3 separate regions of the Mus musculus genome follow, and all the other regions are linked to region 2. Evidence: chromatin loops called from intact Hi-C (ENCODE). Cell type or tissue: left cerebral cortex. All regions are shown on one strand.

Region 1 (8,000 bases), 52 kb after region 2:
TGTTTGTTTTGTTTTTTTTTTTGTTTTGTTTTTTTTTTAGGGGAACGTGTAGTGTTTTTGAGATGTTTCTTTGTCTTGCTTTGTATTTTCTGTTGTTTAAGAAGGAACCGGAGCTTGGACGGGCTCTTCTCTGTGTGCTTCAGGCTTTGCCTCTGCTATTCCCTGCTTCCTTTCCTGCCCCAGGTCTTTTCCCTGACAGAGCAATGTTACTTTTACCCTGGCATGCCAGTCCTTCTTATACAAGCACTGTATGCATCCTAAGGCAATACCCTAAACCATTCCTGGTGGAGGAACACACACACACACACACACACACACACACACACACACACACAGAGGGAGGGGGTGGACAGGGCAACAGGAGGTAGTGTCAGGGCAGCTGGGAGTTTGGAGTGGGCTTAAACCAGTTCTCTGGGAATAGGTAGACATGGAAGAATCCCTAAGACTCAAACCCCAAACTAATAGAGTGAGCCTCCTGCAGGAAAAACAACAGCAAAACCAAACCAAACTAAAATGTAATCTGCCATCAAAGTATCCGTGGAATGAAAATGCATATTTTATAGCTGCTTTTCTTCCTTCCTTCCTTCCTTCCTTCCTTCCTTCCTTCCTTCCTTCCTTCCTTCCTCTCTCTCTCTCTCTCTCTCTCTCTCTCTCTCTCTCTTTCTTTCTTTCTTTCTGACATCAAGCATCCTTCTTGGTGATGTGTGGTTAGGAAAGTATACTTAATAGGGAAGTTTGAATTTAGACTTGATATTAAATTGTATGGGGTGATCTTAACCATTTAGTCAAAAGGTGACGATGATACACAGGTATGTACACAAAATGCCCTTATCTTCTAAATGTATATGGAACTATGTAGAGATGAACTGACATATTATCTCAAATTTGCCTTAGAATGGAAGAGGGAGCCATGGTATCGTGACCGAAATTTTCGAGACTGGGAGGCATAGAAAGCAGAAAGTTTCACCAGGATTTAACATCCTGAAGGAAGGGTACCTTCCTGCCATGGTGAAAATGTGTGCTTATGCCCTTTGAAAGTTTCAGTTCGTAAGCCAAATTCTATCAAACCAGCAGAAAAATTGGGGGAGAAACGAACCTGCCAGAGAAATAGTGGCTCTGGGAAAACTCAGGAGCAGGTCCACATGACCCACAGTTTATATCTGGGTTGCATCTCTTCAATACATTAAGTCTGATGGCTGGAGCCTCCCCCCACCAGCACAAGAAAATATCAGCTTTTCCCACCCCACTCTGAGATTCCAAGGCACAGCTGCCTGGATGTTCTTAGCTGCCACCCAGGTTGTAGCTGTGCTCCATTAGGCTCAGCTGTGCCCCCTGCTGGCTGCTATGGCAGCCACCACACACTGATCCTGATAAAGTTCCCCCTTCACTCCAACATCCAATCATGGGGGCTCAACAGTTCTCCAAAGCTTGGATAAGGACAGAGTGTTGCCAAGGACCAGTATCCAGCCACTCCCAAAAAGGGCTATTTAGTGTCTGTGCTCCTCAACGGGGCTCCCCACTTCTTGGCCAGCCTGCCTCCAAGATGGTGAAACTGCTGCCTCCATGTGAAAGAGTTCCAACGTGGCACACCTCAGCCTAACACACAACTCCTGATTCAAAAAAGGAACGGCTTTATCACTTCACAGACTTCCTGTCCTGGGAAGTGTGTCCTCTTCCTGTAATCTGTGTCACTGGAGACCATCCACCTTAGAGAAGGCCTCCTTTGTCACCTTGAAGGGTTGGTCATTGTGAGCCCCATCAAAGTACTTAACATGAGTACCTTCTGGGTTTTTGGATATTCAGCCAGTGGATCCTGGAGAATGTCCAGCCCAGTGTGGATTGGATTGATGTTGGCTTCTGTGATTGTTTCTTCCTCCAGATCAGGGAAAAGATCCTTTCCTGAAATGCCAGCTGCACACAAGAGCGTACATACATGGCAAGCCAGGAAACATCCCCAGCAAATGGCTCAAGGCACTCCAAGTTCATGCCAAGCCAAGAAAAGTCTTTTCCCCACTCCTCCCCCCTTTCCTCCCCCCAGGCCACCGTGTGTGTGAATTCCAGGACTGAGTTCATTTCCTGAGCAAGACCTATCACCAAACACTAGGCATCAATACAAACTGCCTGCCCTTCATTTGTCAAAGAACACCGGAGCCAGAATAGCACTGGTTGAGAGATCGGGTGTGAATCTGTTGTGAGATTCTCCAGGTTACATTGACTTGGACCTCAGAGAACACACATTATAAAGTGATCGTTACTCTAACTTCTACATTAGGACTGCACAATGTTTCTGGTTTGGCCCACACCATGAAAAGAAACCTCTCCTTTCCCATTACTCTTTAACCAGGAAAAAAAAAAAAAGAAGAAGAAGAAGGCCTATATGACCTTATATGGCCTTACGACAGGTGTAGAAACTCAAGCTGTAACCCTAGCAAGTGGGAGGAGAGGCAGGAGAATCAGAAATTTAAGGCCAGCCTTGGCTACATAGTAACACCTTAATTTGGAAGCTAATTTGGGCTACATAAGACCCTGTATAAAGAAAGAGCTGCTTAATGTCTTGGAAAGATGCTGTAACATGGAAAGGATGGAAGAGAACACACAAAGCAGACCAGGCTGAAGGACCTGAGGAACCCCACTGGCTACACTGACTCTTGTAAACCTGATACATCAGGTTGTTTTGTCTGGAGAAGGCATCCTTTTTAATATGCAAGCTTTGTTATTAAAAAAAAAACTTAAAAATGAAAAGGCATTTTTCACACGCCAAAACTAACCAGACTCAAAGTCTACATTCTTTCCATATTCATTTACTCATGGTCTGCTATATTCTAGAAACAATCTTATATCCAGTGGAAAGAATCATGCCAGGCACATCTCTCAGACAAGGTTTGTTCAGTTTTAATCTCCAAAGGTGTATTATAACCTCAAGTGCATGAAACCTAATGAGAAAACAAACACACACTTGTAAGAGGGTGGATTCCAGCCATCCCTGTTCATGGAACCGAGGCCTCCCAGTAACCAGGTCTGGGTGTCTCATGCTGACAAGAAGATTTGAAGGTGCGTGTGCCACTTAGTTGTACAACTCGGTATTCGCTAGACACCTCTGCTTGTAACCCCAGGTGGCTGAGAGCTTGAATGAGAACATCAGACGGAAAGCAAGCCTGTGAGCTTTCCCTGGAACTTCATGAGTGTATTCCACTCAGCTTTTTAATGAAATCACTATTTCAAGATGATTTAGAGACTGAAAGGAAGCCCTGTGTTGGAGAAGGCAAAGGTGCAGACCAACACACTAAAGTCCATGAATAACACCCAGAGCCACTAGGCTCTCCCTGCATTTTAAATGTCCCCCTTTCCCTCTCCCACCCTTGGTTGGGAACTCGGCAATGAGCCTGGACAACTTTAAAAAGATGAGCTAAACCTCTCAGAGATCAAGGACGTAGCTTTGAAGAGAGGATTTATTCTATTAGTTTGAGTCCCGTAGTGCTTTTCTCACAAGGAAAGGGGCATAGCCTCTAAAAGCCATAGCCCTTCTGTAGGCATGCCACTTGCACAGTGACAGAATAGCAAGTGACAGATAAATGTCCCCACTTCAGTCTCTTCCTAAGACACTGAGCCCCAGAGTATCAAGCACAAGTGAGCAGGCCATCTGTGCTAGGAGGATTCAGAGCTGTGTAAGTTTGACTATAAGAAACCCCTGCAAAGGAGAGTATAATACTGCAGAGAGTCTCTTCAATGTTCTAAAATTATGGACCAAGAAGACCACTGACTCATTCTGTTTTCAGCTGGCCGGGCCCTGTGTTACATCCACAATATATAAAGTTAAGGCCTAGCCTAATGAAAAAGAGGTTATCGAAATGCTTTGTGGGAATAAGGCAGTATAAGAAGGAATCTTGAGGGAAGGCTAAAAATCAAGAGAGAAGGGAAGGGAATTTAATACAGAAGGGATTGAAAGAAGCAATAGTTACTCAGGATAGAAAGAAGTAAGTCTTCAACTAGAGTTCTAGAAGCATGGGGGAGGGAGGGTAAAGTGGGAAAATGCGCACAAGACTTCCTATAATTCACTAAGGTCCCCGACAAGCCTGCAGAGTCAGGAAGAGAGTTCCAGCAGTGACTTCCACATGCAGTGGTCTCTGCAAATGGACACTTGGAGCAAGCTCCTTGTGTGTTAACAGGGGAGTCAGACGTGGGAGCCACACTGCCTGGCTTTCAACGTGGATTCTGCCATCCACTCTGAAACCTTAGCTACATTGCTGATGCTCAACTGTTAAAAAAAAAAAACAAAACAAAAAAAAAAACATATCCTGGTGCTTTTCATTAACTGTCAAAAGGTTTCTAGAAGGTTTGTGAACTGGCCAGAAATTGCAGTGGTCAGTAATAGGATTCAGCTAACCACATGTGAAGACAGGAAGGCTATCTGTCATTCAAGAAATGCAACCAATAGTAAGAGACTCTGTCCACAGCTTGGAACATTCACTAGCATAGAATGAGTTCTACTTAGAAGTCTTTGCTACCAACTGTATAGAGAGAGCTGCAGAGGGGAAAATACAGTTGTGTTATGAAACAAAAATATCTCACTTAGCTGTATGCTAGCTGTTGCTGTAAAAGCATTTATGTGGATCCTGAGAGAGAACAGCTGAGTTCTTCAGATCCTCTGTACTGTGTTGAAGGCATTCATTCAGTGATAAGCCTTAAGAAGAGCTTGTGGGGTCTTCTGAATAGCTGGCCCCAACCACCGACGCCATTATATTCTGTGATGCTGCAAAAACTCAAACAGCACTAGTCTTGCTGAGGAATCATCTCCTATGTGTGTGCATGTACACATTTGTGTATATAGAGAGTCCACAGGTCAATATTAGGTGCCTTCCTCTATCATTTTACACATGTGTTTTTGGAGACAGGATCCACAACTGAACCTGGAATTTCCCATTTCATCTAGACTGGCTGACCAGCAAGATCCCAGCGCCCTGCTATCTTCCCCACATCATTCTGGGTTATAGACTTATACCATCACACACTTAGCTTTTCCTGTGAGTGCTAAGGATCCAAACTCCTGTCCTTTGGCTTGCATAGCAAGCCCTTTAGCCATTGAACCATCTCCCTGGCTCCCACTTCCTGTTTCCTGATAGGCTTTGAGCCAGACAGCATAGGGCTACAGAGTAGCTCTTCTTTAATGCCATCTGAGGATGAGTTTATTTTGTTAACTTCACAGAATAGTGTAGTTATGTTGCAACCCTTTCAAAGGGAGTTCTTTGTATGTGTGTTCTTAGGAAATATAGATGCCACAGGTGAAGCATATACATTCTAGATGTTCCCTCTGCCTTTTCCTGTCCCAGAATTATTCATCTTGATAGCTGAGATCTCCAGTGCCCTAGATTAACAAAATGTGATTGTCCCCGGCTTTGTTTTCTCTAAAGAATAGAAAAAATTGTTTCATCAGTTTAAAAATGGTAACATGTTTGTTTACTCCTTGTTGCAACCCTAAGAAGTAGCAAAGTGGGCGGGGCTTATCTCCATCTGTAGAGCTCTCTCCAAACCGGAGCTTGGAACAAGATTAAACCATTTTCCCCAAGATCACATAAATCACTGGGCAGCACCTGGAACCGATGAATTCCATTCTAGAACATTCTGCTGCCCAGAAGGCTGGGGTAGACAACCATACTTTCTAAAACACGTACGCGCGCGCGCGCGTGCGTGCGTGTGTGTGTGTGTGTGTGTGTGTGTGTGTGTAAGAGAGAGAGAGAGAGAGAGAGAGAGAGAGAGAGAGAGAGAGAGAGAGAGAGAGAGAGAAACTTTATGGGGCTTATAGCCTAGAGAAAAAGTCAAATGTTAGTGAGTCCATTTATTTTTATTTTTAAGTGATGCCATGCATGGACACCTGGAGATCAGAGAAGGACCCCAAGGAAAGGACTTAAAAACCAGATGAGGAGTGGGGGAGAAGCAGCTGGGGAGGAAGGGAGTGAGTGGAAGCCTTGAGGAGTTTGACCTGAGTTTTTAATAAGAGGCCAGGGGAGGGATGTACCCAGTCCGGCAGGCACACATGCAGGCTGGAGAGATGCCTGTGGGCTCTCACCTTCCAGAGTAAGGATTTTCTATTTTATTTTCAATGCCACTGGGAGATTATACTGGAGTGTGTAATGTTTGATGTTTTAAAGGATGTATCTTAATGATTATGTAGTGGAGGATGGAGGGAGGGAGGACGGATGTGAGTATACCTATGAAGTGTGTTATGTCACTCAGAGACACAAGTCACCAACCACTGATGACACAGTTGTAGACACCAGCTCTATACAGGCCGTGCAAACCCACATTGGTCGGTGTGCTCCTCACTATCAACTTGAACTCCTTCAGTTGAATTCAGGCTTTTAAAGTGCACTGTGTTGAGTAAATCGAGTTTGGGAGCAAAGCCCATGCTTACTTTCGGCTGGTGACAGAGCTAGACTCACCCACAGAGTGGGCTAACTCCTGTGTGACACTGACTTGTGTCCATTCAGAACCCTGAAGCATTAGCATATGCCTGGAGTTTATCTTGACACCTTGACTATATGGTACAGAGACTGTCATGAAAACTTCATTCTCAGGTGGGTGGCTGCTTCATCAGAGACTCTGAGGAGTCGCTTGTCTAGGATGTTTATTTTTAAAGCCTGCTATTGTTTAGCCCACCCTGCTTCCTTTGTAGTGTTGTTATAAAAAGTTCTGATGATTATTCCCCAATGGCTGGATGCCAACATCCCCAGCTCACTCCTCACAGCCTCCTCCTGAGGCAAATAAAGAAAATGCCTTTTTCCTAAAATAAAGAGCCAGCAGGTGACCTGAACTTCTAAGGACAACCTTGAGTTCTGTCCCTGTTTCCAGGCCACAGCCTCAAAACTGTCTCTGACCATGAGGAGTGAGTGATCTAGGCTTGTCTTCTATCCCATTCTAGCATGTCTGTCCTGGTGTCCTTTGCCTAGTGACACCTCCAGCTTTTATGAGGGCTCTGCTCCAGGGCGTCATGAAACGTCTCATTATTAAGCAGTATGGAGAACCTTCTAACCTGCCACAGACCTATCTAGCCTGTTTAAGCCATAGTAAATAAATGTCATGGGAGTGGAAATTACAAAACTAATGTTTGAATGACTCTTATGAACTGGGTGCACAGTAATGAAGAAAATTAAGTTGAGGGACACCAAGAGGCTAAACATGATCTTTTGTGGGCTTTTAAAAATTTTACCGGGCGTGGTGGCGCACGCCTTTAATCCCAGCACTCAGGAGGCAGAGGCAGGCAGATTTCTGAGTTCAAGGCCAGCCTGGTCTACAAAGTGAGCTCCAGGACAGCCAGGGCTATACAGAGAAACCCTGTATAAATTCATTGGCTGCTCTGGGAACTGAACCAGGACACTTTGTGTAGGACCTTTCTAAGGAGCTTGCCTGCTCACCTCTGCAGTGCTCACCCAGTGGACCTTGGAAACAAACTGTGGGTGCTGGGGATGACCTACATAGAACAGTGTGACTCTTCCTGTCACGTGGAAAGCTCAGAGTACAGGCATTCACAGAGAACTTTATTCACTGCATTGCCAATCTAAGGAAGAAAAGGGGTCAGGACTTGAAATAGTAGGGAACCTGTATGCTAGAGAATGTAACTTACTGTCTACTCCCCCCCCCCCCCCCCCGCTGTGATGGCACCGAGAAGAGGCTTCAAGGAGTTTCCTTAATGGAGTTGAGTCTGAAGTTTGTTCCCTTGGCATGGCTAAATGCTCACTTAGTGCTCAACAGTCTGGGAATGTGTAAAGATTGCACTGTGTTGTCTGTACATGGGATGGCCGTCGGTCACATATGGTTATTTGAATAGAGATTAATTTCAATTAAGTATAAAATTCTAATTCGATGCTTCTGTCACTTAGACACCTGTCATGTGTTCGATAGCCAGATGTAGCTTGAGGCTACTTCAGTGGATAACGTAAATGCAGATAATTTCAACACCATAGGAAGGACCACTGTGCAATGCTGGTCTGATATTTTAGAGCACA
Region 2 (8,000 bases):
TGGCTGGCTGGCTAAAAGTTGATGAGTGCACTTGAAATTGGAAGGAATAGTGGAAACTTCCTAGGGAGTGTAGATGCCTGCCCCTTTTAATCCCAGCACTCAGGAGGCAGAGGCAGGTGGATTTCTGAGTTCAAGGCCAGCCTGGTCTACAAAGTGAGTTCCAGGACAGCCAGGGCGATACAGAGGAACCCTGTCTCAAAAAACCAAAAAGAGAGAGAGAGAGAGAATAAGCTTGGCAAGAGGGCAGGAGAGAACAACATCACAATGAACAGTCGCAGTTCTTTCATGTGTCACTAGAGTTGTGCTCTATACATGTCACTTATGAGTGATCAGTGACTCTGTCCTCATTGATCAAACACCCTGCCCAGTTTTATAACTTACTTTTGACATTTTAAAGCATAGCCTTATACCAGCCCTGGTGCACACACCTGTAATCCCAGCACCTGAGAGGTGGGAGTGGAAGAATCAGGAGTTCAGGATTATCCTAGGCTACATAGTGAGCTGGAGACCAGCCTGGGCTACACAAAACATTGTCTCAAAAACAAACAAACAAACAAACAAACAAGCAAATAAACGAAGTATTGAATCTGTACCAAGCAGTCTTAAATCTGTGTGTACCAAATAATATTTCCCATGCCAGTCCCACATAATTTGATATTCTTATTTTTAAGAGCCACAGTCTTGCTAGTCAAGTCCTCAAACTTAAGATCTTCCCATCTCAGCCTGTAGTGCTAGGATGCACACCTGTGCCTATAAGGCAATATTCTGCTACAATATTGCCATTCTCTGGGTGACATTGTGCTATCAACCGACCTCTCCAGTTGAGAGGCAGACAAAGTGATGAATCAGAGAAAGATTTGACAGAATAGCATATGCCCAATTCTCACAAAAACAGAGAGCAGAAAGGCTTATGAGGTAACTTAAGAGAGAACAGCTTGGAGAGGAGAGGAGGCAGTTTTACCTGAAGAGTTTTACAGAGAACAAGATTGAAGAGAAAACAAGCTAGGCACAGGTAAACACAGAGCCAGAGAATGAGAAGGAGCCAGAAGATATGGCCAAAGTTAGTATGAGAACAAGCAGAGCAATTCTGTCAGAAGCTGAAAGAGAACAACTTGAATCAGTCAGTGTGGAGATGAGTTTAGCCAGGAAACTGAGTTGAACCAGTCAGCCGGAGTTCAGAAAGAACTATAAAGGGTGATCTTTTTCAGCAGAAAGTCTGAGAGGCTGAAAACATTCTAGGTCTAGATTAGATTGTATGGAGGCTAGAAGCTCTCATAACCCTCTGTTGTTCCTCTCACACTCCATTAACACTAATCCCCCTCCTCTTTCTACTTTCATGTCTTATCTGATGAGATCCACTAGGCTTGTTTACAGCAACCATTCTCTGATTTGGCACTGCTCAGTGGGAGGGGAAGTCATCCTGGTTACTGTAAATTTGGACAGAAGCCACAGCTGGGAGGTCCAAAGCACTACCACAAGCTCTGCTGTTGTTTTTCAACACAGATATGATGTGTCTGTCAACAACTAAATAGCTATGTGTGTGCCCACAGGTTAGTGCTGTCATCAGCTCTGCTCAGAAAAGCTCCCTACAACAGTCTTTAGTGAAGACAGAAACTCAACACTGGTCAAGAAGTTCTGATAAACTACATCAAAAATTACATACTCATCTTCAAGAAAGAAAATCATAGTGTTTTCTAGCTGGATGGATGATAGATAATAGTGGGTAGATGATGTTGGTGGACAGATATATGATAGGTAGATAGGTAGAGATGGCATTATCTAGCTAGCTGGATGGATGATAGCTAGATGATACTGAGTAGATAGATAGATGATAGATATAGATAGATAGATAGATGATAGATAGATAGATAGATAGATAGATAGATAGATAGATAATGATGAAGATAGATGAAGGATAGATAGATAATGATGAAGATAGATGATGGATAGATAGATAGATAGATAGATAGATAGATAGACAGACAGACTGGTAGATAGATATGATGATAGGTAGATAGACAGACAGACAGACAGATGTCATGCACAGCTACTACCTTATATGGTGTCTTGAGAAAAGGAAGCAGAAGCTAAGGAAGGTTAGGTAAATTGCTCAAAGTCACACATCTTGTATGAAGCAACTGCAAACGTTTAGTTTTTCTCTCCTATGTGCTGGTTTGTCTATGCTTGATAAAATGTATTTGTTCTTCAGTTTTTCCCAGTAAGCAATAAAGCCCGTTGAAGCACAGATTTCAAGGGCGTGTAAGAATAATAAACTTATTTCAGCCAATTCAGCTTTGTAAGAACACTGAAGAGTTCCCGTGGCAGTTAATGTCTCTGGTTTGTAATGCCAAACTCGAGATCAGAAGATAAAGAAGAGCCCAAGTCCAAGAGCATCTGGTACACCCGAAGTGTCCTCAGGGTTTACAGCCACTGTCACCAGAGGCTACCTGAGAAACTGATGGTCACTGGTGTGCCTGTGGCCTCCTCTATCACAGCTGCGTGAAACCATGGAACCATTTCTGCCTTAGGAGGGTGAACTGCAGCCATCAAATCACCCCAAAAAGGCTAGCCAGAAAGAGTTGGCCTTTGGTTTCTGGGTGTCTTTTTCATTTCAGATCAGGCTGTCACCTGCTGCTTAACAGTGTATGACAAAGTCAAAGTCTCTTTCCTTTAATCACTAACTAGATATCTCCGTGAGCCAACAGTAAAAGGGAAACGGTAACAATAAGGAACACCAGTTTCTTAGAAGAAGGAGGAGGGAACCATTGCATGAGAGAAACTTACTGATGGAAATCAACCTAAAGTTTCTCTGGATAAAGTCTGAAAGACTTAGGAGTAAAAGGAAGGTGTTCACATTTATTGTGGAAAAACAGCTCTAGCACTTCTTTCTCCTTGATTTCAGGTTCTAATGGCAGGAAAGTGAATTTTATCTTCCAGGCATGGGTGTGTTGCATTCAGGGGAAATGGCTCTCAACTACCATTCCATCTGACAACATTTGTGTCCATGGAGATACAAAGGTAGAAGATAGGAAAGATACATAGATTAGATGGGGAGAGAGCACACACACATGCATTAGGGGACTTCAACTTTGCAGGGTATTGCGTGTCCCCACCATTTCTTTGTTGGTTTAGGCTGAGAAATCCCAATGAAGTATGAGACGTCAGCCATAGCAACGGTGAATTTAGGAGTTTACTCCCCTGCTCTCATAAAATGGATGTTGAGCATAGCTCATTAAGGCCTCAAGTGTCATCTGCAAGTGGAGAGGATGAACCCTTAAGGAAACCCACCCCCAAAAAAACCCCAAAAAACTTTGAGTCAAGCAAACCAGTGACTGGAGCAACTTCTCATTAGAGCTCTGGGTGCCTCCCCCCGCCCTCAACATTCCCATATAGGAGGAATTAGTTCAATGACCAGACACGGAGGTGGGCTTCTCACTTCAATCCCTCCTCCTCCTCTGTCCTGTAGAGTGAATCTTTTTCTTTCTTTCTTTCTTTTTTTTAGAAAGCTTTCTTTCTTTCTTTCTTTCTTTCTTTCTTTCTTTCTTTCTTTCTTTCTTTCTTTCTTTCTTTCTTTCTTTCTTATGAGTACTCTGCTGCTGTCTTCAGACACACCAGAAGAGGGCATTGGATCTCATTACAGATGGTTGTGAGTCACCATGTGGTTGCTGGGAATTGAACTCAGGACCTCTGGAAGAGCAGTCAGTGCTCTTACCCGCTGAGCCATCTCTCCAGTCTTTTCCTTGATAGTTTGCCCTCTTCGGGAATTTTTATTCCCAGCTCTTCCCCCAAGAAACCAGTAATCTCGAGGGAGTTTCCTCTCTCCTGATTTTTTTCTTTTTTTCTTTTGAGAATTTAACACCTGGAAAGGAGGTGAGATCATTCATAGTATAGTGTGCATGGTTAATAATGCTTAATCCATTGTCTTTTGAAGGGTTTTTAAAAATCACTCTGAACCAAAAGAATGAGGCTTTAATTGGGGGATTCTAGTGGTCGAGTAATCTGGTCAAGGAGAGTCCCCTGACAGCCAACTAAAGAGTAAACCCCAGAATGCAAAAAGGGCACAGGGCTCACTTAGTTAGTGATATGCTAAGGAGATAAGAGTCTGTTTAAAACCTGGCGTGGTGGCACACGCCTTTAATCCCAGCACTCAGGAGGCAGAGGAAGGCGGATTTCTGAGTTCGAGGCCAGGCTGGTCTACAAAGTGAGCTCCAGGATAGCCAGGGCTATACAGAGAAATCCTGTCTCAAAAAACCAAAAAAAAAAAAAAAAAAAAAAAAAAAAAAGGAGTCTGCTTAAGTAAGAGTAAAACCAGAATAAGAAATTCAGGTAGCAAAGTGTGTGACCACACTAACCCAGATTCTCCCAACTACACCCTGTAAGGTATTTGGCCTTGGGGATAGAATAGGCCCGCCCACCTTCCCACACCAGCAGGCCTTAATTACCCAGTAATGGCCACAAGGCGAGTCCCTAGGGGTGCATTTGTTAAGTTGTGCAAGAGATGACCACGCCCACGCGCAAGGTGTACAACCAAGCCTTGGTCCGGGCAGATCCTGTCTGACCCTCGAGTCAGAGAATAATCCCGCAGGGAATATCAGAGAATTAAATAGTCCCGCAGGTAATATCAGAGATCACGTGGGGAAAAAAAACCCCAAAGCTGCTGACAGTGCGTCACCCCAAAGCTGCTCTGACAGTGTGTCCCTTCTTGTGGCTCTGAAGCCTGAGGCCCAAGGCAGAAACGCGTCCCATATCAAATCCCTTCGCACTGGGCTAGGGCTGTGCGTCCCCAAGGAGACTGGTGAGGATCGTAGTGGGTCAGAAGCTCCTCGGTGGGACACCTCCACCGGGAGCCCAAGGGGACTTGATCGCCCCACGCGCACCATCCCGCCGGGACGCTCCGCCCTCCGTCTCGCTGGTTGGCCCGGTCGCTGCAGCGAGCGGCGGCGGGAGGAGCCAGGCGCGCCCGCCACGCAAAACCACCGTGCTCGGTCCCCAGCGGCAGTGGCAGCGCTGACAGCGGCCGGTGCGCGTTGTCTCCACTGTGCCCTGCATCCCGCATCTCGCATCGGCCAGGCTACCCGACTCATCGCAAACGTCAGTGCTCACCATGGGGAAGCCCACGAGCTCGGGATGTGACTGGCGCCGCTTCCTACGGAATCACTGGCTGCTGCTCTCCACCGTGGCCGCCGTGGTACTAGGTGAGTCGCGCGCGGGGGCACCAGGCGCGTGCCCGAGGCCAGGCCGCGTGCGGGACCGGGTGGGCTCGGCGTGGCACGCGCTGCCCGCATTCCCCGGTACTGGGCCCCCAAGCTCCAGATCAACCAGAGCGCTTTGGTGTCACCCGGGGGAAACAATGTTCTTAACCCCCTCCCTCCCCCATACTGGTGCTCCACGGGCTGCTGTCTCTGCTTTCTCCAAAATGATCAGAGGGCGCGTGAAAGGTGGGCAGGGGTCCTTTGAAAACAAGCGGGGTTAAATGGGGTTTAATTTGATCTTCATCCTTAACTGTTCCCACCACTTGCACACACCACCATCACCACCACCACCATCACCTTCGTGCCCAACCGCGACTGTATGAATTACTGTTCTCTGTCAGATTTAAAGAGACATCTGAGCCCGCGGAATGGTGGAGACCTTGGGAATGTTGGAGCAGAGGGTAGATACCTTCTTAGAGGGTACCTCTCCAGTCAGATTCATGCCTCATTTCTGAGCCAGCAGTTGTGGTTCACTGAGGCCACAGGGAACCAGCGCTGAGAGAACCCAACCCCCTTCTTCCTCCTGGGCAAGCTGCTCACCACGTTTTTCTATCGAAAATAATATAAGCTGCTTTTATTTGTTTTCACACTTGGGTGTATTTAAGTGGCCCATGCCTGACATACCGCTGAGCCAGGACTAGGTGGATGTCCGGGCCATTGCTCAGAGATTTGAGTTACTTGTGTTTAGAATCTCATTTTCTGGCCAGGTTGTCTGTATAACCTAAACTTGGCAATGTGCTGTAGGGTGGGAACCCTGTGGGTCTTCACACCCCAGGTGGGGCCATCCAGCAGGTAAGGACAGGTGCACCTTGAGAGAAAGTGGATTCCTAGCCAGGCTCCACCCTCTATCTGGAAGTTACAGCTGCCTCTGCTGGAAAGGGGACGATGGGGCAGCCCCTTCTCCCTGGGCACTGCACCTTGCTCCTGAGTCTGGGAATGCTTGGTGTTGCCTGCTCCTGTCCAAGGTCTTCCCCGCCAAAAATAAAATGCCTTTGGAAGTTAATGGAATCCTTGGGGTCACATGGGTTCCTCCAGAACCTTATGCAAAGGGAAGTCAGGCTTCCAGTAAATAAATAACATCCTGAATCGCATTAACAGAGGATGTTGGTGGGAGGAGAGGAGTGCAAAAGAACCCACTAGTGTCCACTTTCCCAGTGCCAAGTGGTTTAGGGCGTTTTGGGGAAAGGTTTATCACTACATTTAAAGAACAGCTCCTACCAAGGGACTGAATGGATCAGAAGACATAGCCTTGCTTGTTTTCCCAATGATGAAGACAGAATTTATTTTTAAATCTGTTTTGAAAGCCTTGGAGGTGAGCAAAGCTTGTGGCTCCTTCCCAGTTCTGTGTGTCTGAAGCCCTGGGCACTGCAGAGATCCCACTAGGTCACCAAGTGCTTGCCACCAGCAGTTGGCATGAGTGTGGGTGCCCCACAGTTCACATACCAGTTCACTAGAGCCTGCTCCAGAAAGGAAGCCTACCGGTTAGTTGCTCATTGGCCTTTGGACCAGTTGAATAAGCAAAGTCCTCAGGCCAAGAAAGGGTTTGTTTCCTCTTATTTTGCAGGCATGACCTGTGGTCTCGAGTGGACCTGGTTTTAGTGTAGGTGAACCACAGGAACTTGATTCTGGAATTTAGTTTTGAGCCCATAAATTCGCCATGTAAAATTGCAAGTGCCCTGCTGAGGTCTTACAGGCAGTCAGTCCCTTGCTCTTCTCCACTCTGGTATGAGAAACCTCCTGCTTAGAATACCATCGGGGTGCTCGAGCAGACACTTGCTGGGGTCCTCCTCCCTGCTACTCCGAGAACCTTTGCTCTGAATGAAAACTCGAACCTCCCATTGCTCAGACGACACTGGCCGGCCTGGTTAACAAGCAATGGGATCCAAACCCCTGGTCCTAGGTATCTGTTAGCCCTTACTGCGTTACGATGGTCAGCTGTTCTGCAGCTGCCAGAACTGAGCAAGCAAAATTACCAGAGCTCTCACAAAGCCTTCTTTTGGGAGGGTTTTTTTTTTTTGCATGTAGACATTAAAAAAGAAACAAAACAAAACAAAACAAAAATGTTAAACGCTGTTAGTTCCTTAGTGAAATCTTCTGAGTATATGAGTATATCTATGGAAATATTTGGCCCCCAAGATAAGTCAGCAGCTATGACTCTGCAAAATATTTTGGTCAGTGAAACTAAGAGCAAAGTCCCCCTGCCACACACAGACACAGACACACAGACACAAACAGAGAGAGAGAGAGAGAGAGAGAGAGAGAGAGGGTGGTACAAGCCAAGCCTGTATGTAGAAGCAGGAAGATCAAGAGTTCAAGGTCAGCCTCAACTACATAGTGAGTTTGAGACTAGTCTGAGCTATATGAGACGGTTTCAGAAAATGTGTGTGTATGTTTTGCTTAAAGCCTCTGAGTTTCTGAGATACAGCTTGTGAGGGAAAGTACAATTAAAGATCACTTTCATTAGATGTGTGCCGTTAACTTGGATTTTAATGGCCAAGGAGAGATGCGTTGAGATAAATGTTTGACAAATCCTTATTTGCCAGATTGGAATTAAGTAGATGACTGTTTTTGATAATTTCTGTGAAACCCTACAAAATTCTGAAAATAATATTTTTGCCTGAGAGGATCGTTTTAATTGAGTTCACCGTAACTCTTAAAAACATTCCTGGACCCCATAGTGCAGGAGAATAAGCACAGAGCCTAGTCAGGAGCCCTGGACTTGAGTCTGGGTGCTGCTATCTAGATAGG
Region 3 (8,000 bases), 68 kb after region 2:
TGGCCCGTTATGCGTCAGTTCCAGCTATAACCTTTTTTCCCTGCTAATGATAGAATTTCACTCATCCTGATGGCTAAATCAGACACCACATTTTCTCTATCTGCCATTCACCTGTCAGTGGGCACCTAAGCCATACATGTCTATGCTGTGTGGACAGTGCTGTGATGCACATGAATGTATAGGTGTCTCTGCGCTGTGGGGATGAGTGTGCACCTCCGAGTGGTACTGCTAGATCACATCTGGACCCTTGCTGGCGCTTATTTTCATGATGACTGAGGTTGGATAGAATCTCGGTGGACTTTTAATTTGTATTTCCCTGATGGTGAAGGATATTGTACGTTTTTCATATATTTATGGGCTATCTGTTGATTTGACTATATAAAATGGACAGAAGCATATTAGCAAAATGCTCTATCATGTTTCTAAGTACAAGAATGCTGTGATGCACTTTGCAGAAAAAAATATATCTGTTAAAAAGCTTTATTCGGGCATGTTGTAGTCCTGCTAGCTATGAACTCCATGCTAGTGAATCAACAGTGAAAGCCAGATGTCTCTAAATAGAAACACACACTAAGCAATGCCATGCCCTGATTGCTTGATATGAACAATGTGGCAAGGCATGTATACTTCTCCATGCTGACATGGTGTTCATGGGAACTGTATGGAACAAGAGTACCAGGAATAGAGCATCACAGAGTGGACACGGTGAGCCTGAGCTACTCCAAATGCTTGGGTACCTTGGGGACTGCCTGATGATTACAAGGCTATCAACACAGAATACAACCCCGAACCTCTCTGCCTGTATGTGATTCTGAGTCCAGACCGTCTTGGACTTCAGAAGAGCCCACAGCATGTGTTCTTGGTAGCAGACCGCTTCTCTGAATGGGGTCCAGTATCACACCAGAGTCAAGCACCTCCAGTGTTTCTTCAGCAAACTCAGGAATGTTCTGCTGAGTAAGAAACACAGCGGCCAGTCATCCCCATTCGTAGATTTTGTCACCAGAGGAGTAGACCATAAAAAAATCAATAGGCTTTGAGAGCTATGGCTATTTCACACTGTGAAATTGGAGAATCTCATTTGTGGACCTGAGGTGGCACTTTGTAGTAGGCCCACAGTAGACTTCTGAATGGTCTAGAAGGAAATAATTGTTCTGGGTCTGAGGGGGAGGGGAAGTGGGGAGAGAAAGGGAGGCGAGAGAAATGGAGGGAGATATTAAATGATTGATTTATGGAAAAGAATATTCAGTCAATTTAGTAATTAAAGCTGGGTTGATGGGACAAGCTTGTAATCCTGGCACTTGAGAGGTTAAGGCAAGATCATGAGTTTGAAGCCACCATGGGCTACTGATGGCTTTGTGGGCTAAAAGCACTTGCTGCTTTTCAAGAGGATCTGGGTTTGGTTCCTAGCACCTACACTGGGTAGCTCATGACTATCTGTATTGTAGCTCCAGGAAATCTGATATCCTCTTCTGGCCTCGTGGGCATCCCCATATACACAACACACACACAAATACACACACAATAATAATAATGATAATGATAATAATAATAACAGTAACAAATAAGTGCATAAATGAAACTTAAATTCAAGATAGGCTATCATTGGCTCCCTGCTCCCTACTGCAAAAAAAACAAAAAAAAAAAACAAAAAAAAAAAACAAACCCTTAATTTCTCCCAAATATAGCCATGGGTTCTCTGTTACGAGGCTTCTTCAGTTTTACAGCTTGCCTCCCAGGGTGAGGGGCTCTCCTCTACCCAGATCCACCTTTCACTTGCTTCTTATTCCCGTCTTTTGACAAGGTTCCACAGAGTGCTCTGCGCACCCTCCATGTGGGGATTGCTGCTGCACACTGGAAGTAGAACAGCAGAAGACAGATATGATATCTGTCCTCAGGCAGGGAGTGGTGCATGTCATCATCACAGAGGCCATGTTGCTTTGGGAGCATGTGAGGGCCACTAAGGATAAGGAAGGACTCATTGAAGCAGGTTACAGGAAGAGGCCCAGCGCATCACAACCTCTGCCTTTGGTGTGCATCTTTCTCGGGCATGCTTTGTCTCCTGGGTATCTACCCCTCACCTAGTTTTCCCTAATTTCACAGACATTCATGTCCTAGAATGTATGTACATACATTCATGCATAGAGAGGCTATGAGTTGATTACCTATAGTCTCAGCATTGGCTCGGGTTTCTCCTAGCTGGTCCTGTCTCTCCAGCTACATTTTAAGACCTTACACCATAGCCTGTGCAGTTAGAACATTCTAGCTGTTCCATAAACATTTTTTTTCATAAATGAGAAGTGACTGGTACCCCAGTGACTCATCAGCATAATTCTTTATAGACCTGGCCTATCCTACAGAGATTATGCTTACCCCTTAGTAAATTGCATGCTATTTTTTGATCAGAATGAAGTGATGAAATGATTCATACTATCAGATGTCTGGCTAGTTTTCATCTCTTTAAAATCCCATTGGTCACATGAGACCCAAGGCAGCAATGACTGTCCCTCAGCTTCCTTATCGGGAAGGACCAGATGGTATAATGTCCTCTGAATGTTCACGCTGGTAAACACCATGTAGTTCTTGCATTGTTAATTTCTATCTTTTTAAAAAGAAGCTTCCAAATGTCGCTAGTGGTTAACCCTGAAAAATGCCTCGATTATAAAATTCATAAAAACGTGCGACACCGCAGCATTGGGATTTTTCAAAAGACATGTTCATGGAGGAGCTTGTTAAGGAGACAAAGCCCCATAAACCTCAGTGGTGGGGGACAAAGTGTTTCCCATGCAGACTTCCCTCGCTGTCGTTTTACTTCTCAGAACTCTGACTCCCACCATGCTTCAGTACGTTTCCTTGGGTTTGATCCACAGAACAAGACAAAGGAATACAAGATCGTGGGCCTGTACTCAGACGGCATCAATGTCCTGGGCTTGATTATCTTCTGCCTCGTCTTTGGCCTTGTCATTGGGAAAATGGGAGAAAAGGGGCAGATTCTGGTGGACTTCTTCAATGCCTTGAGTGACGCCACCATGAAAATCGTCCAGATCATCATGTGGTGAGCAGTGCTGACTAACGCCGTATCGTTCCCACAGATAATGCCTTCTCAGACCTGGGAAGAGGAGGCTTATGCTCCTATGTGGGTCCTTCCTAGAGAAGGCAGACATTTAAAATCAAGATTGGGGGCATTACCCAATTTCACAACCTCCTCAGCAATTAATCTAGACCTAAAAGTCTGTCAGCCATTGTCTCTTGCCCAGAATCCTGGAGAGCATCTTGCACCTACCCAGCCTTCCTGTCAGTAGGGATATCAGAAAGTACTGGAGTACCTGAACACGAAGTGCTTCTTCTTAGGCCCGAGGTAGAAACGAAATCCAGAATATCACCAGCTGTTCTAGCCTAGGTCTGACCACATCTGATGAAAAAGCTGCTCTCTAGCATCCAGAGACACTGCGTGTCTGTCCCGCCTGTGAGATGCCCTGAAAGTTCAGGTCTCCTGAGAGACCTCTGCCACCCCTTAGCTCATGTGGAACTAGCTCAACATTTTATAATCTAAATAGTAGAGATTGACAGGAAAATATCCAGTAGCGACAGCCAAGGAAGTCATTTAATCTCACTAAAACCTCAGCTCTGTCATCTGTGAGAAAAGAATAATAAAACCAAGCCCAGGGCTAGGGGAAGAGCATTAAGTGAAGTGATGTGTGTCAAATGCTTCCCCAGCATAGGGCATAGCTAAATAGAGCTTTACAAATGGAGCTGCTGTGGCCACACACAGTGTGGTTCCTGTCGCCTTTCCAATGACACTTGAGAAGCAAGATGATCATGGCTGGAATGACCTGCTCATGTGAGATGAAGAGATAGAACATCCAATGGGGGGGGTGTGGATGCTGCATGTGTGCTTCTGTGGCACACATTCTTACCAGAACCCCCTTAATTTGGGGGGGAGGGGTGCTGGACTCAAAGCTGAGCCCTTGGCTTCTTGATTATAGCCTGTGGTTCTCCCAGGGGAGAGCACATGTCCACTGAGCATGCCCACACTAGCTGGTTCCCTCCCCAGCAACCTGTCTGAGAAGACCTGTGACATCTGAATTGTGCCTTTCTTGTGTTTGCTTTCTAGCTACATGCCGATTGGCATTTTGTTCCTAATTGCTGGGAAGATCATAGAAGTTGAAGACTGGGAAATATTCCGCAAGCTGGGCCTTTACATGGCCACTGTCCTGAGCGGGTATGTCTGACTCAAGAGAAGAGACAGAGCTCCCTGCAGATACATTGGGGTTACTGGAGAAAGGCCAGGGTGCGGCTGGTTAGATGTAGCTTTTCTCCCATGGAGGAGAGCAGGGCATCAAGGCTGTCCTTTAACAGCTGTACCGTAGGTGGATCATGCTGTGCTAATCGCCAGCTCCTGGCAGAACAGCTTGGACCAGACTTTGCCACACACTTCATTGCTTGTGTTTAAAACAAGAGGAAAAGCTCATGTGTAGGCTCTTGGGGCTATCTCCTATCCCTTACTTCCTTAAGAATATAAATGAATCAGGCAGGCAAGGATACCTCCCACATATCCCAGGGCTGAAAGGAATTAAGAACCTGGATAAATTCCATCTTCCGCAAGTAGGAGTAGGAGGGCTGGGTTTGGGTCTGAGATTCTTGCTGAGCTGGTGGCTACTGCCGTTGTCTTGTGTCAGAAGGGTGTCCAGATGTTAGGGCTGTTTAGTAAGTGTCTGAGACCTTTCAGAAGCCATAAAACAAACAGGAAAGGTGCCAGGGTTGAATCTCTTGCACAGTTCTTACAGCCAAGCTGTTTGCTCCTTAAGAAGAGATGCTATAGTTTCTGAATGGTGCCTCCCTCCAAACGTGCCCGGCAAGGCCAGGGTGGTTCTATCCGCTGAGAAATATGGGGCAATAGGATGAGTAAAAGATGCTGATTTAATTCCCACGGGCCAATCAGCCACCTTGAGCCATCAGATTCCCTCTCAGAACCTCACCACATTGAGGCGTTCCCACAACACAGCATTAGTTGTTAACCTGGTGTGCCGGAGAACACAGCTTTCCAGCTCTGCAGAAGCAGCCTGGTCCAGCAGTGTGTGGGACAGAGTTGAACTGCAAGACCACAGAGATGAGAGAGGCGGGACTTCTACTTTCTATTAGCCCTGAGCTGGAGCTGTTGCTGAGCCAGGCCATACCAGGGGTGGGGGTGGGAGGGGGGAGAAGTGGCTGTCTGGGATAATAAGCCATTTTTAATGGGGTTCTGTTGAGTTCTTGTCTCTTGTTCTATTTATGTTTCTAGCAGAAAACTAAACAGCGTAGTGAAGATCTCATGATTCTTTGCACTAAGAGGACTGTCTCCTCATACTCTCAAGATTGCTCTTTGTAGAGCTCACTGTTCGCTGTGCATTGTCTAGCTGAACAGTCAGCTCATCACTTAAATGTACACGCATCTGCTAGTGAGTCTCGTGTAGCCAGCCTCTTTTAGGGCAATCCGTAGATTCCTAAGTGAAGCACTCTGGGAGCACAGGAATAATGAAGAAGTTGGAGACAGTCCTAAAGTGCAAGTTTCTCCTTGTTGCAACTCTGACCTCCCTCTTAGGTAGTAGATGCCATTCCAGAGCTCGGTCCAGAGGACGTGGTGGGGTGGCCTGTGAGGAGAGCTATAATGAGGTATCATGGTTGGGGACAAATGTGTCCTTGAAGGGAGAGTCGGCTCAGCCAGGGAAGGTATGGGACATTTCTGTAGAAGGTGGCAGAGATGATCAGTGCACGAAGTGCAGGAATGCATTGCAGGGACAGAGCAGATGACGTGACGCTCAGCGAGCTTGGGAATCTAAATTTATCTTCAGAATTTGCTAATAACTCTGACAAGGTGTTTCTTCTGCTAAGCAAGCCTTGACATCCCCATCGGTGGAATGGGGACATCTGTTCGCTGTCAGACGCCCCTGTCTCACTGGGTCTTTGTGAAAGTTTAAAGATGTCGTGATTTTTAAAGCTGACTAAAAAGCAGGATCGGTGTGCAGACGTGGTATTGAGATTTTCTTCCTCTTGTTTGCAGGCTTGCAATCCACTCCCTCATAGTTCTGCCCCTGCTCTATTTCATAGTTGTGCGGAAGAACCCTTTCCGCTTTGCCTTGGGTATGGCGCAGGCTCTCCTGACAGCTCTCATGATCTCGTCCAGGTAACCAGGAGGAGAAGTGTTTGGGAGAAGCCGCCAGATAGTGCTCTGATAGCTTTTGGTGAAGATGACTGCAGCTTCTAGTTTTGATAGGCACCTTTGAGAGATGGTGCCTAAACTTTCTGTCTATCTTCTTGAATGTATTGTATTTCTCTACCGTTCCAAGTACTTCTTATACTCTCCATGTGGCCTGATACCCAGGAAAGATTCTGACGGGGGGGGGGGGGGAGCGGGGGGGGGGGCGGGCAGTGGTAGGCACAGCACCTCCTGTTTTTTGGTCTGGCCAAAAGTACCAGCATATGGACTGGGGAGGACCCAGGTTCAATTCCCAGCACCCACATAATGGCTCATGATTGCCTGTAACTCCAGTTCCTGGAAATCTAACACCCTCTTTGGGCCTCTGAGGGCACCAAGCATAAGGATATATATTCAGCAAAACATAAATACCATACACATAAAATAAAATTAGAATAAATTATTTTCTTAATTACCAGCATGCTTTGGGGCCCTTTTTTCACCTTTTAGGAAATGAGGATCTTTTGGGGGTGGAAACTGAGGCCTGGCCTTCTTAGACCTAAAGTCTTTTCTCTTGATCCCACAGTTCGGCAACCCTGCCAGTTACATTCCGCTGTGCGGAAGAAAAGAACCAGGTAGACAAGAGGATCACGAGATTTGTGCTGCCTGTTGGTGCCACCATCAACATGGACGGCACTGCGCTCTACGAAGCTGTGGCAGCCGTGTTTATTGCGCAACTGAATGGCTTGGACCTAAGCATTGGGCAGATCGTCACCATCAGGTGAGGTACAATGGCGCTCTCACTACATCACTGCTTGGACTGCCTCCAGCAAACACGGTCCGTGGAGAGAAACCGAGAAGGGCCCAGAAATGGTTCTGCTGGTCTATAAGTCCCTTGCCCAAGACGTGGTGGGGTAGATTCATGGCGCATGCAATTCCTGCTTCAGGAGATGGATTGCTGAAGCAGCTCTCTGTTCAGTTCACTGTGGCCAACAGGTGCCAGACAGTTGACACACCAAAGATTCAAGGTTGAATCTAGCACCAGTTCTTGCTCAAACGGGAGTTCCTGGTGGACAAGGGTTAGATACCCAAATAAATGCTGGGTTTGTGATAGGACTCTCACAGAAAATTGATGGGGAATCATGGGGGCCCCAACGAGAGAAGGATCAAACATACCTGGGAAGAGGAAAGGAGGATTCCTAGAGGAGAAAACAGTATGGATAAAGCTTAGATGAATGGGAATAGCAAGAAAAGACAAAGGATAAGTGCTCAGAACAGCAGAAATATCTCAGAACCCAGCAAGAGTCCAGATTATTATCATATGATAAACAGATTTTCATTTTAAAGATAATTAGCAGTATGGTGGGAGGCTTGGATGGGAGCAGGGACCACAAACTAGAAGATCAGTAAGTCCTCAAATGGCCTAGATCAAGACCTACACTGGGCATACCTCAGAGTTAGTGAATCAGAGAGCCAGTGTCTGGATTTAAGAGAATGCTTATAAGGTCCTGGTGCCTACACAGTGAGTCCGCAGTAAATGCAAGGAATGGGTGACATTATTTGGGAAGAGTTTGTAGAGAAGAGGGAACTGAGGAAGAAACCTCATAAAATCCTATTAGAGGTAGATGAAGGGGAAAAGGGTGGAGGGAGAAACCAGGTGGGAGGAAAACAGGGCCATCGAGGAAACCTGGGGTCAAGAGGTTTGCTTTCAAAGATTAAAATGCCCCATGTCTGATGCCAAGAAAAGTTCAAGTCAAATGAAGCCTGAACATTGATTAAGGAGGTAGGAGAAATGACATTGGTGGTGAGTTCCATTGGAGTTGTGTCC

Evidence for each region. Hi-C counts contacts between places; a loop is a spot of excess contacts. Peaks named below come from ENCODE experiments on the same cell type or tissue, not always from the same donor. Only the 100,000 strongest peaks of a DNase experiment are listed, where the experiment ranks them.
Region 1: a loop joins it to region 2, with 2.1 times the contacts of the local background. A loop is called at or near these places in 5 of 42 quality-filtered maps.
Region 3: a loop joins it to region 2, with 4 times the contacts of the local background. A loop is called at or near these places in 2 of 42 quality-filtered maps.

What each region holds. Positions count from the first base shown.
Region 1 is chr19:28,881,990-28,889,989 of GRCm38, forward strand. All of the region lies in intron 2 of Slc1a1 (solute carrier family 1 (neuronal/epithelial high affinity glutamate transporter, system Xag), member 1), which reads left to right. Among named protein-coding and RNA genes, the nearest start is that of Gm52404, 40 kb to the left of the region's middle. In left cerebral cortex, a CTCF peak has its summit at 1,348 (motif pointing left); DNase peaks (open chromatin) are centred at 1,328, 4,620 and 6,735; H3K27ac peaks cover 1,872 bases.
Region 2 is chr19:28,830,138-28,838,137 of GRCm38, forward strand. It overlaps Slc1a1 (solute carrier family 1 (neuronal/epithelial high affinity glutamate transporter, system Xag), member 1), which reads left to right and starts at 4,998. Exons shown (of 12, transcript NM_009199.3): 1 at 4,998-5,195. The coding sequence starts at 5,105. All of the region lies in intron 2 of Gm52404 (a long non-coding RNA gene), which reads right to left. In left cerebral cortex, a CTCF peak has its summit at 4,980; DNase peaks (open chromatin) are centred at 4,522, 4,982, 5,540, 7,011 and 1 more place; H3K4me3 peaks cover 2,892 bases; H3K27ac peaks cover 2,569 bases.
Region 3 is chr19:28,898,575-28,906,574 of GRCm38, forward strand. It overlaps Slc1a1 (solute carrier family 1 (neuronal/epithelial high affinity glutamate transporter, system Xag), member 1), which reads left to right. Exons shown (of 12, transcript NM_009199.3): 7 at 2,868-3,052; 8 at 4,112-4,219; 9 at 6,038-6,160; 10 at 6,759-6,953. Among named protein-coding and RNA genes, the nearest start is that of Gm52404, 56 kb to the left of the region's middle. In left cerebral cortex, no CTCF peak of the experiment used is centred here; DNase peaks (open chromatin) are centred at 2,418, 4,420 and 5,915; H3K27ac peaks cover 3,513 bases.